2 separate regions of the Homo sapiens genome follow, and region 1 is linked to region 2. A link is a loop called in an ENCODE intact Hi-C map of the cell type or tissue named here. Cell type or tissue: psoas muscle. All regions are shown on one strand. Links, peaks and the distances in the headings refer to the core of each region. The heading gives the core; the rest is flanking DNA. Region 1 overlaps LOC105371310 (a long non-coding RNA gene). Region 2 has its middle 360 kb from the start of LINC02165.

The links. A loop is a pair of places that touch in the nucleus more often than their neighbours do. Peaks named below come from ENCODE experiments on the same cell type or tissue, not always from the same donor. Only the 100,000 strongest peaks of a DNase experiment are listed, where the experiment ranks them.
Region 1: it touches region 2 in a loop (2.5-fold over the local background); 7 of 110 quality-filtered maps call a loop at or near these places.

What each region holds. Positions count from the first base shown.
Region 1 is chr16:64,464,599-64,474,933 of GRCh38, forward strand. All of the region lies in intron 2 of LOC105371310 (a long non-coding RNA gene), which reads left to right. Among named protein-coding and RNA genes, the nearest start is that of CDH11, 650 kb to the right of the region's middle. In psoas muscle, for the core only: no CTCF peak of the experiment used is centred there; a DNase peak (open chromatin) is centred at 5,893.
Region 2 is chr16:64,084,817-64,095,151 of GRCh38, forward strand. No RefSeq gene overlaps it. Among named protein-coding and RNA genes, the nearest start is that of LINC02165, 360 kb to the left of the region's middle. In psoas muscle, for the core only: a CTCF peak has its summit at 5,048 (motif pointing right); no DNase peak of the experiment used is centred there.

The DNA.
Region 1 (10,335 bases), core at 1,164-9,163, 380 kb after region 2:
GAGGAATAAAAAGGAAAACCTCTGTGGAGTCAAATATATGCATCTCTCTCAAGATACACTTTAGAGCTAAAATGTTCCGCCCCTGATTCAACAGAGAGGCCTGTTGTAGGGCTTTCTAGAAGCAATGGCTCTGTGAATACCTGTTCTGGTTCTTGTAACTTTCTATGTGAAACTTTCTGGCATTGACTGGTTTTAGTCATTTCTATCCCTGCCCTGCCCAACCACAGCGACTTGCAATGATTTTTTTTTTTTCTAGTCACTGATTAGTTCAGCTAGGATGAATCTGATTTTTGCTTAGTTTTGTGCAAATTTCCTCCTGTGAACTGCTGCTGGTCTGTTGGGTCCCTGCCAAGGACACTTCCTCACCTGGAATCTTGTTTAAGGTTTCAGGCAGCAAGTTGGCAGCTGAGATGTTTGTAGTCATAGTAACTCCAGCGGAAGATTAGGGATGCACCTACGTGAAGATGTCTGGCCATGTGAATGTGAAGCTGCCTTTCTCAATTCTTCCTTCTATCCATTCATTCACTGATTCAGCCTCCACCCATTCATTGAGAATCTCCTATATTTCCTACCTTGCATTTGATACAGGAAATGCAGACTTGAACATTACTTAGGTGCTGCCTTTAAAAGAACCATTCATTATTTAATCCCTGAAAAATTTTTTTAGGACTTCTATACGCCAACCCTTCTCTGAGTTCTTGAAATGTAGGGAGGAGATGAATAGGACACAGTGCTTATCCGTATAGTATATGTCATCCAGAAAAACAAAAGAGCAACCACTATGCATAGAGCTCAGTGCCATATACATTATTTTGAATCTACTAAAGTACACAGACATAAAAGCAAACTTCACTGCAGTAAGGGAAGTGTCACATAACTTAATAGTAGTGGATCTCAACCATGTACTATATGGCCCTACCTGGGTACATTTAGTAGTGTCTGGAGCCATGTTTGATTATCAGACCGGAGGAGTGTTACCAGCACTGAGTAGGTAAAAGACAGCAATGCTGCTAAATGCCCTACAGTCTATAGGACAGCCCTCCACAACAAATAGTAATCCAGCCCCATATGTCAATAGTGTCCCGACTGGGCTTCACTCTACAGACAAATGCAGATGGCTACGAGTGAAAAGGAAGGTTTGATTCACCATCTTGAGGGTCAAAAAAAGGCTTTCCAAGAAGAAAGCATTTCAGTTGGCGATTGTGGACTTCACTACACATTAGCATGATTTCTTATGAACCTGAAACCTTATAGAGTAAACACCAAGTGACAGAAAATCCTCTTTGGTTTATTTTCACCAAAATTACTGGGGAATATTTTTTCCAAGTGATTTTGTTAGATATTCCCAACTACTCTGTCATGGATATGGAACAAATAACAAATACTATTTTTCTGTGAAAATTAAAACCCAAAAGGATCATGTTTTGTTTTATACATCCCTCTTAGTCCTAAGTCACCACTGTTCATAAATGACATTGCTAATCAAGTCTGATAATTGCCGAAAATAAGCCATGTTACTCCAGCAACGAAGAGACAGGAGAAATACCAGAAATTCTTCGCAAGGTATACTGATAATGTTCTGTTGAACCACAAGTTGCACTTTTGGGTGATTAAGTATCAGGTTCCTTGGATATTTTTTTAACCTCATTAGAAACCTTCTATTATTTAACAATACCCTAGTTAAATAATCTGACAATACCATGCTGTTTTGTTTACTGTAGGCTTGTAATATAGTTTGAAGTCAGGTAGCGTGATGCCTCCAGCTTTGTTCTTTTTGCTTAGGATTGTCTTGCTTATGTGGTCTCTTTTTTGGTTCCACATGAAATTTAAAGTAGTTTTTTTTTTTAATTCTCAAGAAAGTCAATTGTAGCTTGATGAGGATAGCATTGACTCTATAAATACTTTGGGCAGTATGGCCTTTTTCACCTTTCCTCCTATCCATGAGCATGGAATGTTTTTCCATTTGTTTGTGTCCTCTCTTATTTCCTTGAGCAGTGGTTAGTAGTTCTCCTGAAAGAGGTCCTTCATGTCCCTTGTAAGTTGTATTCCTAGGTATTTTATTCTCTTTGTAGCAATTATGAATTGTGGTGTATAGGAATGCCTGTGGTTTTTGCACATTGATCTTGTATCCTGAGACTTTGCTGAAGTTGCTTATCAGCTTAAGGAGATTTTGGGCTGAGATGATGGGGTTTTCTAAATACACAATCCAAAACAGATATATAGACCAATGGAACAGAACAGAGGCCTCAGAAATAATGCCACACATCTACAACCATCTGATCTTTGACAAACCTGACACGAACAAGCAATGAGGAAAGGATTCCCTATTTAATAAATGGTGTTGGGAAAACTGGCTAGCCATATGCAGGAAGGTGAAACTGGATCACTTCTTTACACCTTATATAAAAATTAACTCAAGATGGATTAAAGACTTGAACATAAGACCTAAAACCTTAAAAACCCTAGAAGAAAACCTAGGCAATACAATTTAGGACATAGGCATGGGCAAAGACTTCATGACTAAAACACCAAAAGCAATGGCAACAAAAGCCAAAATTGACAAATGAGATATAATTAAACTAAAGAGCTCCTGCACAGCAAAACAAACTGTCATGAGTGAACAGGCAACCTACAGAATGGGAGAAAAATGTTGCAATCTGTCCATCTGACAAAGGGCTAATATCAAGAATCCACAATGAACTTTAAACAAATTTACAAGAAAAAAACAAACAACCCCATCAAAAAGTGGGCAAAGGATATAAACAGACACTTCTCAAAAGAAGACATTTATGTGGCCAACAAACATGAAAAAAAGCTCATCATTACTGGTCATCAGAGAAATGCAAATCAAAACCACAATAAGATAACATCTCACCCCAGTTAGAATGGTGATCATTAAAAAGTCAGGAAACAACAGATGCTGGAGAGGATGGGGAGAAATAGGAATGCTTTTAAATTGTTGGTGGGAGTGTAAATTAGTTCAACCATTGTGGAAAACAGTGTGGCGATTCTTCAAGGATCTAGAACTAGAAATACCATTTGACCCAGCAATCCCATTACTGAGTATATACCTAAAAGATTGTAAATCATTCTACTACAAAGACACATGCACATATATGTTTATTGCAGCACTGTTCACAATAGCAAAGACTTGAAACCAACCCAAATGCCCATCAATGATAGACTGAATAAAGAAAATGTGGCACATATACACCACGGAATACTATGCAGCCATAAAAAAGATGAGTTCATGTCCTTTGCAGGGACATGGATGAAGCTGGAAACCATCATCCTCAGCAAACTAACACAGGAACAGAAAACCAAGCACCGCATGTTCTCACTCATAAGTGAAAGTTGAACAATGAGAACACATGGACACTGGGAAGGGAACATCACACAATGGGGACTGTCAAGGGATGAGGGGTTGGGGAGGGATAGCATTAGGAGAAATACCTAATGTAGATGACCGGTTGATGGGTGCAGCAAACCACCATGGCACATGTATATGTGTATGTAATAAACCTATTACATATGTAATAAACCTGCACATTTTGTGCATGTATCCCAGAACTTAAAGTATAATTAAAAAAAAAATAATAATCTGACAAATGGCGTCATTTTGAATGAGGACCATTAACAATGACTATTTAAACCCTTTAGAAGAGCATTGATTTGAGGAACTACCCAAAAAACTACCAAGAAAACATAGAATTGTTCAGAGACCACATTTGGCAGGAAATGGATTAAGGAATGGAGTTCAGCTTCATTAGTTATTTCTCTAATGGACTTCCCACCTTCAGGAAATGCCAGAGTTAATCAGGTAGATAACTCTTCAGATACTTTGCATCACCTAAAGGTTTACTTGAGGCTTATAATCACTTGCCCACTTGACCATTTGTAGCTATTTCCTTTCAAAGCAAGTTACCCATATCTGCTTATTCTACCATCTAAACATTTTTCTAATCTGTTCCTAATTTCTGCTCTCCAGTGCACAGCTGGTTTAGGATATTGACTACCCTATCTTTTATATTCTGTTCCCATATTACATCTAAATTATTCAGCTAACATATTTATCTAAAATCACAAACATAATTGGATTTATTTTGAAAGAAATAATCCAGGAATGAAAAACTACCTCAGGATGGAAAAAGAAGATAAAGTTAAAGTAATTACAATGAAAAACAAAAGGAGTTGTCTAATTCTGCCTGGAAGCCATTATGTAGAGGTCACCTCTAACTGCTGAGAAGGGGATTAGCAAATTTTAGAGAGGTGTTAACAGCCATGATCAAACTGTGACCTTCTCTTCCATGTAATCAGGACTGAAATAGCACTGAAAAAAGGACCTCATCACGTGAATGGTGATAATTTTAACCTATTTTGCACCCTGTAACTCATTCTATGCCTCACCAGTGGTATGGATCCCTCACTTTGAGAAACAGTGATTCAGGCTTGTCATCTTAGCTTGGACCATGGCAAAGCATTTAAATAGGGCTCTGTCTCATTCCCTTCCAAAATGCCCACCACACTAGGCACCCATGTGACTTGAAAAGGCAGATTTCTTTTTTCTTTTAAACCTTTCTCACTTTAAACCATACAGTGGTTTCATTGTACGGTATGTGTCTCCAAAAAGAGTTACTACAAGGAACAGAACTTTAAAATTTTTAAAAAAAATTTCTGAAAGTTGTGTTTTGAGTTACCAAAAGACAATCATGAAAAGATTGAAAGGTGTGGATGTAGTTTCTTTCTTCTATCTTAGCCAATAATAATAACTAATATTTATAATATCAAATTACTCAAAATACTTAAAGACAAAACAGTGTCAGGAACTATTCTAAGTAGTTGTATATATTAACAAGTGAAACAGATCCGAAAACTGGAGTACAGTGAAGTAGTGTCCTGTCCAACATTTCAGACCCTATTAGTGGCAGAGCCAAAGCATTGCTCAAATTGAACACAGGTGGTCTGGCTTCTGAGTCAGTGTTTTCAGTCATCTTTAGAGTAACTCAAAATCTAATATATCTCATTAGAATTTTTGGTTATGTGCACATTTAATAGGTTTACATCCTTTCAGCTTCTTTAGATGAAATGAGGGACACTGATACAGAACACCAATTTTATGCAAACTACAGACAAACAATTTTCTGTCAGTTTGGTTATCAGTGGACCTGAACTGTTGTGTGTGTGTGTGTGTGTGTGTGTGTGTGTGTGTGTGTGTGTGTAAGACAAGAAGGGAAGAGTAGAGAGGAGCTTTGCTAAATTGTATAGAGATAGTATATTATGAGGTGGATTGTAAGATCATTTTCACACATTGGACATTAATTCTATAGAATACCATTGGATTCTTAAACTTTTTATGTAGATTCTTTAAAATGGTCATTTGCAGCTTGTGCTAAGCATAAAAATGGATTACGCATTTTTAGGCCTGTCTTGCAAAGAGGTTATGATATCAACAGTTCCTGTTTCCCATTTTCAGGGCAGAAGTAAATCTAGATTCCTCTTGCAAGACACAGCTTGTCACAAATGCTAGACTAAACATTCAAAAATGAAGGTGAGCTCCAGAGAGAGCACAGAGCTTCCAAAGGCCAATTTGTACACCCTGTCTTGAGAGCTATTTTCTGACAGACAACAAAAGATGCTGTTCTCAAAAGAAGAGCTTATTTATTTGGGTTGTCTGCAGTAAGCTTGTTTGATGTTTCTTTGACTCTTGATCTTTGTTGGAGGAAAAGTGGAAGAGGAAGAGAGACAGAGAAAAAAAAAGTCTATTAAATTGGTAAAGTTCTGGTTCTAATGTTGGAATAAAGAACTCTTTAACCCAGCTGGAAATACAGATCTACCTTGGTTTGCCTTTCTCTAGCTTCCACAGCTGTTTGCTGTGGGCTGTACTCCAGCTCTCCCTGCTGGCTCAGAACCACTTGCTCCTTGGGACAATGCTGGCAGGGGGAGGAAGATATTCAATACTTTAAACTTACTCTCACCCCTTTTATGAATATACAGGGATTAAGATTAAGTTGCTGCCTCCTATGTGGAATCTGGGGAGTCAGTTTTGATTATTAGACGCTGGCTTATTGGAATGGACTGTTGACTACCAGGATAATTTTGAGTCTATAAAATCTTTCTTATTCCATAATCTTAGCCTGGTTAGTAGCACTCTTCTCAATTCTTTATCCCCTTCTTTCCTTCTCTCTCTCTCCTTTCTCATTCTCTCTCTTGTCTATTCATTTAACAAACATTTCTGACAGTTTTTCTACCATTATCTATGAGAATCATAAAGGACTTTCACAGATACATTAAAACACAATTTCCTAATAAAGATGTCATGATATATGGGAAATTATATGGAATATCACTTATTGGTTAGCTGTTGGGATGTCTTTGGAAGATATCTAGGACCTCTTCAGAACTGGAATTAGAAAAGCCACAAAGAGCCCAGGAAATCCTAAATCTTTATTCTCCTCTTCTATGCTTATCTCTAAATCTGTGGTATGTTCTCCTTTGTACAAACTGTTTGTCTTGGTTGCTTCATGTCCAAAACACGTATTTTCTAGGTTAAATTGTTTCTATTATGCAAGTAAAACCAAACTTATTTACAGGCTCCCAGTCATAATTCCAAATTTCCCAGAAAGACAGTCTGATTGTCTCCACTTGCTTGAGATGTAATGCCGATGTTTAAGTGATTTCTTGAAGAAGAGCTTGTCTCTTTTTCAGCCATAATCACTTGCTCTGTCTGGTAGAGATGTCCTCTCCTCTACTTTTGTAGGTCTGTCTTGAAGCCCCATATCATCATCATCATCGCCGTTGCCCTGATTATCTGCTAGAGTCATGTTATGGCACCCCCTGGACTTGATTTCTCTCCCTGGGTGCCAGCAGAATACTTTAACATATAATAAATGTTCAATTAAATTTAGTGGCAGTTTAGTAATGATGACGTTTATGATCAGCAAGAAAAGAAAAAAAATATTCCAGGCCAAATGGCAGTTAATTGAGTCAAATTTATCTCAATTAATTAACTGGATTAATAAGTCTGCTTAGGCAAAATTTATGTCCCTACACGGTAGCCAGATAGGTAAATAGAGATAGCCTTAGAAGAATACATGTTATGTAAACACTCAGTAAATATCAGTTAATATTATTTATCCTCCCATAAAAGTGGCTTGAGGTGTGAAAAGAAACCTGTGTGTGTGCCTCTCTGTGTGTGTATGTATATGTATCGTTTCCCAATACCCTTTCATCTTTTAAAAAAAAATTCCTAAGTCATTTTCCACCATCCCAATTATCCATTTTGAAACATATCTTATTTTTTATGAATTGGTGTTTTGAGGGTACATACATTTCAATATCGATTTTTGAAAATTATTTAATACTGTTAGTGCTGCTGGATGGGATAATGACAAAAGGAGGTCTTTAAAGAAAATGTTTTTTATGGTAAGAAAAATAGAAGCACTGGAAGTTCTAGCCAGAGCAATTATACACACACACACACACACACACACACACACACACACACACACACACTCACACACACGAAGCAATAAAAGAAATAAAGGGCATCCAAACTGGAAAGGAAAGTGAAATTATCCTTGGTGGCAGATAATATGATTTTATATTTAGAAAAACCTAAAGAGTCTACCTAGAAACTATTAGAACTGATAAACAAATTCAGTAAAATTGTGGATATAAAATTCTAATACAAAAATTAGTAGCATTTCTGTATGTCAATAGCAAACAGTCTGAAAAAGAAATGACGAAGGCAATTCCATCTACAATGGCTACAAATAAAATAAAATTCTTAGAATTAAACTTAACCAAAGACGTGAAAAATCTCTACATTTAAAACTGTAAACATTAATAAAAGAAATTGAAGTGGGGACAAGAAATTGAAGTGGGGACAATAAATTGAAAGATATCCCATGTTTATGGATAGGAAGAATTAGTATTGTTAAAATGTCAATATTACCCAAATAAATCTACAGAATCAATGCAATACCTATCAAAATAACAAATATAATTTTTACAGAAATAGAAAAAATATTATAAAATGCACATGGAATCACAAAAGACCCAGAACAGCTCAAGCAATTCTGAGCAAAAAGGACAAAGCTGAAGATATCACATTACCTGATTTCAAATTCTAATACAAAGCTATATTAAACAAAACAACACGTTACTGGCATAAAAACTATACATACAGACCAATGGAAGAAAATAGAAAATCCTGAAGTAAATTCAGGTATTTGCAGTGAATTCATTTTCAACAAAGTTGCCAAGAACATACACTGAGGAAAGGAGGAAAGGACAGTCTCTTCAAAAAATTGTGCTAAGAAAACTGGATATCCAAATGCAGAAAAATGAAACTAGATTCCTATCTCTCACCACATAAGAAATCAAATTGAAATGCATTAAAGACGTAACATAAATCCAAGATGTGAAACTATAAAACTTCTAGAATAAAACATTGGAGAAACACTTCAGGCTATCGGTCTGGGCAAAGATTTCTTGAGTAAGCCTTCAAAAGCACAGGCAACCAAAGTAAAAATGGACAAATGCAACCACATCAAGCTAAAAAGCTTCAGCATAACAGAGGAAACAATCAATGAAGTGAAGAAACAACCCACAAAATGGGAGAAAATATTTACAAACTATCCATCTGACAAAGGATTAACAACCAGAATATATAAGAAGCTCAAACAATGCAGTAGGAAAAAATAATCTGATTAAAAATGGGCAAAAGATCTAAATAGACATTTCTCTATTGCTGCTTTACAAGGGCTGTTTTCTGTCTTCATGTATCTGGGTGGCTATCAAATTCTCTTATGATATTTAAAACTTAGAATATTTACTATAGCCTTTGTGAATATGTCCCAATTCTCACCTACTTGACCCTGAATATGTCTTCTTTAGTTATGCACAAGATTCTTTGCCTTGTGAAAGCTCTTGGACAATACTTTTTTGATCTGCTCTTCGATATTTTAGTTTTTGCCTTTGTGCATTAAGAAGTCTGCAATGTACCTGCAGTACTGTGCTAGGCATAAGGGAAACAGCGGTGAACAAAACAGACATCCAGATACTCCTAGAACATATAAGTTAAGGGACAATATGAACCATAAACAAAAAAAATACAAATCATCAACTTGTTAATACACAAAGATCATCAACTGATCTTTTAAGAGTAAATGCCAGGAAGCTAAAGCTTAAGAAAAGTTGTATATTATACACAAGAGTGTAAAACTTAGCTTGGCCAGTCAAAAAAAAAAAAAAAAAAAAAAGGTGTCCCTCTGGAAATGATGTTTAAGCTGAGACCTCAAGGATAAGTACAAGTTATCCAGTTATTGAAAGAGGAGACAATCAATTTGAGGAGAGAAAAAAATATGCTAACTCTCCTTCATGCATTTTTTTATCTATTCAACAGACATTGATTGAATGCCCAATTGATGCTGAGTACTTTTGGAGACAGTGGAAACTCAGAAGAGAACAAGTTAGGAAATTTTAACTCATTTGGTACTGAAATTCTAGTGAGGAAGGCAGAGTGCACACGTTCTTTTGGAACTTAAATTCTAGTCGGGAAGACAAACACATGAGAAAATGATGCTGTTTCTAGCACTGACCTGTGTAATGAATGAAATTTATGACCGGGCGTGGTGGCTTATGCCCGTAATCCCAGCAGTTTGGGAGGCTGAGGCAGGCAGATCACCTGAGGTCAGGGGTTTGAGACTAGCCTGGCCAACATGGTGAAACCCCATCTCTACTAAAAATACAAAAATTAGCCAGGAGTGGTGGTACACACCGGTAATTCCAGCTACTAGGGAGGCTGAGACGAGGATCACTTGAACCCGGGATGCAGAGGTTGCAGTGAGCTGAGATTGCACCACTGCGCTCCAGCAGCAATATACAATAGGTGGGTCTGGGCAAACATTTCAGAGGAGTTAAGTTTCAGTGGGTGAAAATGAAGTACACATGTGAAACTGAGAGGAGTTCAGTATAGTTGGAGTGAAGAACATCAGGGGCAGAGATGTGCATAATTCATCTGGAAAAGTATGTGAGACCAGATCCTGCAGGAATCTGTGATTTTGAGTATTTTCCAAAGGTCGATGAGCAGCTATTAAAAGGTATTAAACAGGGGCATCGCATGATCTTATTTGCATTTTGTAAAATGAGTAAAAAAGATCATCTGTGGAGCATGGATGCCTGTTAAAATCTCTCCTGAGCTGCTAATATGCATATAAAGACTCGACACTGACTGTCTGTACTATTAAAGCTGAACATGCAGGCAACCAGGTGACTCATTAATCCCATTCCTAGGTACATTACCCAACATAAATGCATGAATATTTGCACCAA
Region 2 (10,335 bases), core at 1,393-9,392:
GTGCTTTGCTTCACAAGGAGCATTTGGAAATTTTCCTGACCTCTCATTTTTATTTATTTAAATTAACGATGGCAGCATTCATTGCCATCTGGCCCCCAGGCACAGTGAGCTAACGAAAAAAAAATAAAAGAAACTTCAAAATAATCATTTAAATGATTTTAAATAATTCAGCCAATGCAAGTGTTGAGAAAGCATCATTTGGATTGGCAGAGCAGAATAACTAGACTCCAGGGGTCAGCAAATCTGAATTTAGCCAGTGCTGTGTATTGAAAAAAATTAGATCAGGATGTCCCCAGGAGGAAACGTGCTTTCCCCCCAGAAAACATGGGATGAGATGGACACTGGGCTGGGCCCAATCTATATACTATTTGCAAACCTTCCCACTCTTTTATCTCTGGAATTTAGATGATCAAGTTTGCTAGCAGTGTTGGTGTTTGGTATTTGAGACTCTGCATATTAATCCAATTTGAAATCTTATTCCACATTGAAACACATCCTGACAAAGCATCAACATCCTGTGTGCACTGATTATTCTCTGATAAGTCCTTGAACGTTTTCCATTTAGTCTGAAACAACTTGAAGCCCGCATGAAAGGTAATACTGAAAGAACAATCCTAATGTCATTTAGTTCTTCGCTCAGTCAACACATATTTTTGGCAGCACAGGAATATTGTCTTCCACCATCTGTGCAGAACAGAATTTGGGTTTTTGTTCAGGATCTGTTAGAATGTGCTTAAAACTCAGTGTGTACCTAGATTTTGATTCTTGCTCTGAGCCCTAATTATGCATTGTTTGGAATGTAAAGCGGTTGCACTGAAATCTTTTCTCTTCTGTCACTGACATATTATACCAATAAAGTTCAAAATAAAATTTGGTTCAGTGGTAGGTAGTTGATTGTTTCATTTTTATGGCGATGTAAATCCAACAGCATTTCATTCAGTTCATTTTGAACGTATAGTCTGAGAGGAATAATTTAAGAATCCAAGAAAACAGTCATATACACCAGCATACAAACAAAATGTGACCGAGGGGCTTCAATATACTGAAAATATTTCTCAAAATAACCATTTGAAGAGTACCATTCCCATTGTAACAGATGACAAAAACTGAGGCTCAAAAATGATACATGACTATTAAGCAGTAAAGCTATACATATTTGTTATATGTGTGTGTGTGTGTGTGTGTGTGTGTGTGTGTGTGTGTGTGTGTGTGTGTATAATTATTTTTTTTTTGAGGTGGGGTCTTGCTCTGTCACCCAGGCTGGAGTGCAGTGGCGCGATCTCGGCTCACTGCAAGCTCTGCCTCCCGGGTTCACGCCATTCTCCTGCCTCGGCCTACCGAGTAGCTGGGACTACAGGCGCCAGCCACCACGCCCGGCTAATTTTTTTGTATTTTTAGTAAAGATGGGGTTACACCATGTTAGCCAGGATAGTCTCAATCTCCTGACCTCATGATCTGCCCGTCTTGGCCTCCCATAGTGCTGGGATTACAGGCGTGAGCCACCGCACCCAGCCAGTAAAGCTATATTTTTAACTTAGGCCCAGGTTGTGTCGAAGCACACATTCTACTTATTAAATAAACATGTTCCAATAATATTCTCTCATTTTGTATGGAGATGAATAAATTCCTCTTATGCTGAGATTGCAGTAGGTTCTTTGCAAAGAAAGCAAAGGAGGGCAGGAGGTTATGTTCTTCCAGAATTTTTAAGTATAAAGTACAAGGGAGGACATTTAGGAAGCAATTTCTATATTACTATAAGGATGATATTTCTCAAACATAAAACTAATTACACACCATTTTGTTTAAACAGCTTTGATGTCTCCCTATATCTACAGGACAAAGTCTAAATTATTTAACATGACATGAATTGAACCCACACCCATCTCCTGATCTTCACCTCTAAAATGCTAATGTCTTTGTGTCTTAGTTCCAGCTACATTGAATTACTTAGCTCTTCTAGAATGTGACTTTTTTTTCACTTTTCTAAAATTTTACTCATTCTGATTTTTCTACCTAGAATTTCCTTTCATCCTTTAAAAGGCAAGCACTTATCTATCAAGAATTATTTCAAATACTACCTTCTTCAATAATTCTGTACTTTTTCATCCTTTCTGAAACACACGCATGCTTCCAAAACGCATCAATGGCAGCTCTTTTGTGTATATACTTTCTTCCTGGGTAGATAGAATTTAACTGCCTCAAGGTATGTGGTAGAATAGTAGCCATTCAGTTTTTGGTTAATATGCAAAAAACTAAGAAACAAAACAGAGAAAGTGTATGTGAAAATAAAAAATGAAAGCACAAAATTAAAACCATTACAAGAAACCATCCAGATACCTCTTTTTTTAAAAAAAAATCATAATTTGTATTTTAAGTTCTGAGGTACATGTGCAGGATGTGCAGATTTGTTAAATAGGTAACATCCAGATACCTCTTACAGGAGAGCGATAAGATACTCTTTAGTTCATCTAGTGACATTCCAAAGCAAATGCATTCTATAATTATAAAGATTAGCTAGATGTTATTTTTTGGGGGAGTTAATTTTGAACTGGGCATTTATTGAAACGGTGGATACTTACCAGCAAAAAAAGACACAGGTCTTGTTAGCTGCTACATATACAAAGAAAGAAATTGCAGTAGAAATTCTACAAACACACTTTACGTATTGCTACAGAGGAAAAGCACAGAGTCCAAATGTGCACCTCAAATCTAGCCTATATGATTATCTTTCTCTCTCCCTCTCACACACACGCGCTTTTTAAAAATAGATTTGGCTAATTATGAACACAAGATGACCAATATTCTACACTTTACAACAAAACTTTGAATGCATTTCTTATAGTTCCTACGTGGTTTCTTTCCTCTCTCTTATTTAGCTTGTTATGGTAATAACTGGAATATTCATCCAGTATCACTTCTGCTTCAGTAAGTTCCCTTGGTTTTTCCCTGGGAAAAACATAATCATACAATTAAAACTCAAAAAATGATACAATAAGCTCCATAAAAGTATACATATTGAACTGAGACAGGATTAGCTCCTTCTGAAAGTGGTGGGACTTAGTAGGAGAGACATAAGAGTGGACCCCTGGAGGTCTGCTTAGTGGAGCCTGTCCAAGAGTTGCCACATTGAAAATGAAACAAGGAAAAAAGAAGGAAAATAGCAAAAAATAAAAGTGGTGATACCATGGAGAGGAGTGGAAAAAGAGGAGGGAGGCTAGAGTAACCTGAAGGAAAACAAATTATATTATTTTCTGTTTCCCCTTCCCAGGACAAAAACTTTGCTCATTCAGGAAACTGGCAAGGATTCTTTGATTTGGAACTACAAAGAAAGATCAGGTAGACAAACATATTGAGAAGACTCAAAAACACAGCCAGTCTGCAGAGATAAAGAATTATTCCAACAACCTCCACCCACCACCTGCCCCCATGACAGTTTTGGGGGCATTCACTGTTAGAGATTCACATTAAACGAGATAAACTGGAGAAACATGGGTCTGTGTGTTGAAGAGGCCCTGGGATGATGGAAACCCTCATGGTTAGTTGAGTGAAGAGGCATGAATACCCTAATGTCAAAACAAGACAGTAAGTGAAGACATGCCAGAAGAACTAAGTGTTGCTGTCTGAATGAAGAGAAAAGAGTTGGCTACTGAGATAGTGACCTCTCCTTTCTCCTTTCCTTTCCTTTCCCTTCCCTTCCTTCCTTTCTTTCTTTCCTTCTCTTCTCTTCCCTTCTTTTCTCTTCTTTTCTTTTCAAGATGATGTTTTGCTCTTGTTGCCCAGGGCTGGAGTGCAGTTGTATGATCTCGGCTCACTGCAACCTCCATCTCCCGGGTTCAAGTGATTCTCCTGCCTCAGCCTCCTGAGTAGCTGGGATTACAGGCATCCACCACCATCCCTGGCTAATTTTTTGTATTTTAAGTAGAGATGGCATTTCACCATGTTGGCCAGGCTGCTCTCAAACTCCTGACCTCAGGTGATCCACCCACCTCAGCCTCCCAAAGTGCTGGGATTACAGGCAGGAGCCACCATGCCTGGCCGATGGTGACCACTGTTTAAGAAGAGGCTGCACCGTATTGTTTTTAGGAAGTCACAGCTCTGGAATCAGACCAAACTAGGCATAAATCTGGTCACTTCTGTATCTTAAGCAGATGATCTTATCCTGTCCGTATCTACAGCTTCATCTTGGGCCACTTTCCAACGTTTACCATACTTCAGCCTCGCAGGCCTGCTTCCCATCCATTGAGTCCTTCCAGCTACTGACCTTTGCTTTGACCTGAAACCTGAAGCCAGCCTGTCAAGTAGATCCATAATGTGAGTGACAAATCCAAGTTCCTTGTGTAATTATACATTTTATTACAGCTGCATTAAAAAATTAAATAGGAAACTGTATTGGTCCATTTTCACACAGCTATAGAGATACTACCTGAGACTGGGTGATTTATAAAGAAAGGACTCACAGTTCTGCATGGCTCGGGAGGCCTCAGAAAATGTACAATCATCACAGATGCAAAGGGGAAGCAAGGCAAGTCTTATATGGTGGCAGGGGAGAGAGAGAGAGGGAGAGGGAGAGCACAGGGGAAACTGCCATTTATAAAATCAGCAGATCTTGTGAGAACTCCCTCATTATCAGGAGAATAGCATGGGAAAAACTGCTCCCATGATCCCATCATCTCCCGACAGGTCCCTCCTTCGACATGTGGAGATTACAATTCAAGAGAGATTTGCGTGAGGCCACAGAGCCAAACCAAATCAGAAAGTTACTTCTAATACATTTTATTTAACACACTATGTCGAAAACATCAGCATTTTAACCTGTAATCCATATTAAAAGTGAGGTATTGACTAGGTATTATTTTAGGTTCTTTTTATTTCTTCTTAAGATTTAGAAATTTGTTGTGTATTTCACACTAACACACACCTGCACTTATGCTAGCCACATTTCATGTCCTGCATCAGACAGTGTAGATTCAACCCTTGCTTTTTTAATTCTCTTCTGCTATGGTTTGAGGATTCCCTCCAAATCTCATGTTGTAATTTTGTCCCCAAGGTGGCAGTATTGAGAAGCAGGACCTTTAAGAGGTGACTGGGTCATGAGGGGTCTGCCTTCATGAAAGGATCAATCCATTCATGGACTAATGGAAGAAAGGGTTATCATGGGAGGGGAACCTGTGGCTTTATAAGATATGGAAGAGAGACCTAAGCTAGGATGTTAGCATGCTCAGCTCCTTTGCTGTGTCATGTCCTGTGCTGCCTCAGTACTCTGCAGAGATTCTCCACCAGCAAGAAGGCTCTTACCTGATGCAGCCTCTTGACCTTGGACTTCTCAGATCCCATAATGGTAACAAATAAATTCCTTTTCCCTATAAATTACTCAGTTTCAGGTATTCTGTTATAAGCAATAGGAAACAGGCTAAGACATTTTCCCTCCACTTTTGCTTGGACAGCTGTTCTAATCTACTAGAATGACTTAGAGAAAAGCTGCACTTTCAGAACAGAATTTGCCTTCGTATTATGTACTCCATGGTACCCTATAATCCTTGATTATAGCGATTTCATGCTAATGAATTACTCGTGCTGCAATCAGTTTAAAAGCTGTTATCCTCATTAGATTGAAGGCTCCAGGACTACTCCTTTTATAGGTATCCTTATATCCCCAATGCTTACATAATGCCCAATAAGAGGAGGTATTTGACTAATGTCTGCTGACTAATCATTATCTAGTACCTTGGAGCCTTTATTTTCTCATCTGTAAAGTGGGAATAAAATAACAACCCTACTTCATAGAGTTATTGTGAGGATTAAATATGTTCACATATGTGTATGTGTGTGTGTACTTATAATCATGGCTGGAATATCATAGCTGCTATATAGTATCTAGCTCATGGTAACAGTTGCAGCAGACCTTCTACCCCTAACTTTGTGATGGTTAAGAATGTGCTGAGGCACCAACATGGCACATGTATACATATGTAACAAACCTGCACGTTGTGCACATGTACCCTAAAACTTAAAGTATAGTAAAATTTAAAAAAATTTTCAAAAACGAAAAAACAAAAACAAAACAAAAAGAGAATGTGCTGAGGAGTGTGTCTGGCATATGACGGGTGACTTAAATTATTTTTAGGCTTAGTCTATTTATTATTTAATATATGTGTTAAATAATATATTATATTAATTAAATCTCTTAGTATTGCTTTGGAGTCCCTGCTTTGGACATGACATTCTTAAGAGATCCAAGAAAATAAAGAGGATGCCTCATTTTGGAACAGTCTGCATACTTAATTACTAGAAATAGCAGAAAAAGGGCATTGATTAGGGTTCACATGAGATTGTCTAGTGAGTATGGTTAGGAAGTAAGACCATTTGTTTGTAAACCAGAATTTCTAGATTCTAGTATTTCTACTTCTATTAATATATTATATGATTTAGTAAGGTATTTAAGTTTCTATATTTTTATTTGCCCAATGAGAAGTAAGATTAGCGATTCTTCATTGCCTAAATTTTGGTCAGCCAAGAACATGTGTACCCATAATTGGTCCTTTTCTTAGCCCCCTTGCAGAGACACAGCCTGCTGGCCAGCTTATTGTACTCTCTTTTCATTTCCCTTACTCCTTTAATCAGAAATAGAGACGTGACAATGTTGAGTCTCCTGTGGACTAAAGTGGACTGGGAAACACTGGGCTACACCATAAAAGGCCTGTCTGGCAAATGCTAATAATCCATATTACATATTCAGTCCTTGTAACGTAAAAACAGAAATCTACAGAACAAAATAATTGTACATATAACCCAGTGCCCAGATGAGTATTTAAAAGCCTTTTTTAAAGCACTTTAAGGAATCTCCACACTGTTTTCTCCATAGAAGTTGTACTAGTTTACATTTCCACAAGCAGTGTAGAAGTGTTCCCTTTTCACCGCATTCACACCAATATCTATTATTTTTTTCTTTTTTGATTATGGCCATTCTTGAGTAAGGTGGTATCACATTGTGGTTTTGATTTGCATTTTCCTGATCATTAGTGTTGTTGAGCATTTTTTCATGTGTTTGTTGGCCATTTGTGTATCTTCTTTTGAGAATTATCTATTCGTGTCCTTAGCCCACTTTTTGACGGGATTGTTTTTTTTCTAGCTAATTTGTTTGAGTTCCTCATAGATTCTAGATATTAGTCCTTTTTGGATGTATAGATTGCAAAGATTTTCTCCCACTCTGTGGGTTGTTTACTAAAGCAAACGATAGCCCTCAAGGGGGGTGTTATATACAACTCACTATGAAGAACTTAGTAATGTCAATAATTTTTTGTTCTGAACAGACATCTGATATGCTTAATGATTTCTACAATAAAAAGATGGTTGCATGGTGGAATTTTCCTTACTGAGGTTCAGTGTAGTTAGAATGGTGAAGAGAGACATAGAGAGCCTACAGGGTTGCAGGTAGGTGTGGCAATTCTTCTAAATTGTAGCTCAAATTACAACCAAGAGAAAACCTAATGGTTTCATCAAGAAAGTCAAGACAAAATGGGATTTCAGAGCAAGGAAGGCAAGAAACTAGAGACACATGGAAGAGAAGAAAGGAAAGCAAGCAGGCGGTGGAGAATGGTTGTTGTCCATATTTGGTATGAGATGGCTTTGTATGTGTGTGTCTCAAAGAAAAGAGACAAGGCAGATTAATCATGCATTATTCAAGGGTAAGGAATGAGATGCAGTCAGATGTGAGTTAGGTTGAATTCCAAAGCCGCTATTTAATAGTTGTGTGACCTTTGTTTACTTACTTAAGCTAGTAAGCTTACACATTCTCACCTATAAAGTAGGGGAAAATACCTATATTAAACATTTGTATCCGTTAATTTGGTTTTGCTTTGCTTTTTATCTTTGGATCATTAAATGGCACAGAATAGATATAAACTATAGTACCTTTCTGTCCCCTTCTTTCATTCATCTGAATGTTATTGTGCTTGTACAATTCTGCATTTAGCTTGACCAATCTTCTGTAGATTTCACATGGGACACTTAGGCATACAAGCCAGATTAAAGAGAAAAAATATGTCAAAATTGCAATGATGTCTGCTTGTGTGTGTGTGTGTGTGTGTTGGGAAAATTTAAGGTACTGATTAAAACTTCCCATTTCTTGACTAATTATTGATCAATTTTCTAGACTTTTAGATACCCTTAAAATATTTTCACTCTTAGGAATTTGTGCATACAGATGACTATTTAGGGCTACATAGAAGAAACAATTTCTGCTGCCAAATGTACCCATTTTTTGTGTGGAAAAAGATCACATTTTAATATTCCTGAAGTTACAAGATCACAAGTGCTGGGGATGCATATGACTGACATGAAACTCACTGAACAAGTAAAGGCATTGCTAAGTAATTGAGTCTTCAACAATTAAAGCTGAGCTTTGCTGGCATACTGGCTAGATTGAACAAATCCAGGATACAGCATACATTGACCAGATCCTTGCCACCTATAGATATTAATTAACCTTTCATTTAATTTTAGGCAGCTCTGAATTTTCTGAGTGTGAACATTGTTATTCATAATAAACATTTATAATATTATGTAGTATATGGAAAAAATGAACGGGGAAAGAAATAATTATTTTTTAAATTGCAGCTTACTAACTCTCTCTGGAAAGCTGTCTGTGGTCTCTGAACCCATGTTTATCTGAAGTTTTAATCTCTGACATGCCTATGTCATAAAAGAGTTGTGAGTTATCATATGAAAATAAAAATATACCATATTGTATAATGAATGGTGAGATTATAAAGAGGTGTTATCCTCAATCTAATTTTACAAGGATCTATTGTTTCAGCTCACCCATGTCATTAATTGTGGAAACTTGTTCATTCATTTAGCATATACCTATTGAGCCTCTACTCCATTTTAAGTGGAGCAGGCACACCAAATTTATTTTAATAAGAAAACCATATTCAATAGATAATTCTGAGTATATTTAGTACCAAAAAAGAAAAGTGCAGCTACTGCGGGATATTTTTGAGGAAAACTTCTAGGTCATTTGTCCAAGGTGATGCTACAGTGTGGGTGGAGAAGGAGATAATAAACATTTGAGGAGAGTGGAGAGTTATAATATAGTCATAGAGAATGGGAAAGCAATAAAATGAAAGGAAGATAAAGCAAGATTGTTAGATTGTTACAAACCAATTACATTTTGGTAACCATTAATTTATAATTAGATCAACTCACTGTTGGACTTTTGGGTTTCATAGAGCCAATCAGTACAGTTTTAATAAATCAGTTTCAAGGCATTGTATAGAATGTCTCACTCTATGGTGATTTTTAAGGTGTCAGAGTTTAGCAATTTAATTGCAAGATGGTGATTAGAAGGCAGATGAAGTTGTGTCAAGGACTATGTCAATTGCTTTAAACTTGAGGTTTTTTTTTTTTCTAGTCATTACTCATAGCAACCCAATAATGTTGATATTATTTCTGAAATGTTATGTATGATAGAAACAAAGCTTAGTAGAGTTAAGCAACGTTCCCAAGATCACAAATGACAAGAGCCAGGGATGAAATCAGATGAACTCATGCCTCAAGTTTATACTTTCTTTCACTATGTTGTCTCTCTAAGGGGCATGTTTTTCATTATTCTGCAATGAGTAAAATTCTGATATGCACTGTGCCTGGAAGATGACAACACTTGTCCTCCAAAATGTCTCTTAGTCGACAAGGCTGCATTTCTTCAAAGACTTGTGCAAATATGTGGCGATGTCTGCAGTGCTGTTCCATGAAGCATGAGAAAGGTGACCTTGGCATGGGAGGGTTTGAAGACAGGCATTTCTCAACATTTGCATCTGCACTGAAAGCCCCTGGAAATGGCCCCTGCAGACCACCAGATTTTGAGCATGACCACATTTTGATAGACCTGCCTGAATACATTAACTACAAAACACTGTTGGGATTGACCTACTGACCTGATTAGTGGCTTGGCTCAACATTATCCATCTGGAAGCTGAAGCGTGTCTGCCAAACACAATGGTCAGAGTGTTGGCAGGGCTGAAATTGAGCTGTTCTTCCTAATGGTGCCTTGCTAACAGGTTCATTTACCTCCTAGGACCACTACTTGAATATTACAGTTATGTCATGCTTGGTGGGGTGGAAAATACAAAGGATCTGAAGCTAAACACACTAGAGTGTGAATTGATTTGACTGCTTAATAGTTTGTCAATTACAGTGTCACCTTAAGTCTCAGGTTTCTGTTTTTGATTTGTGTTGTTTTCTAATCTGTGAAATGGGGACAATGATTTCTCTCTCATAGAGTTGTTTTGAGCATCAGAGATAGTGCCCTGTAATACAAGTAGAAAACATTTTTTG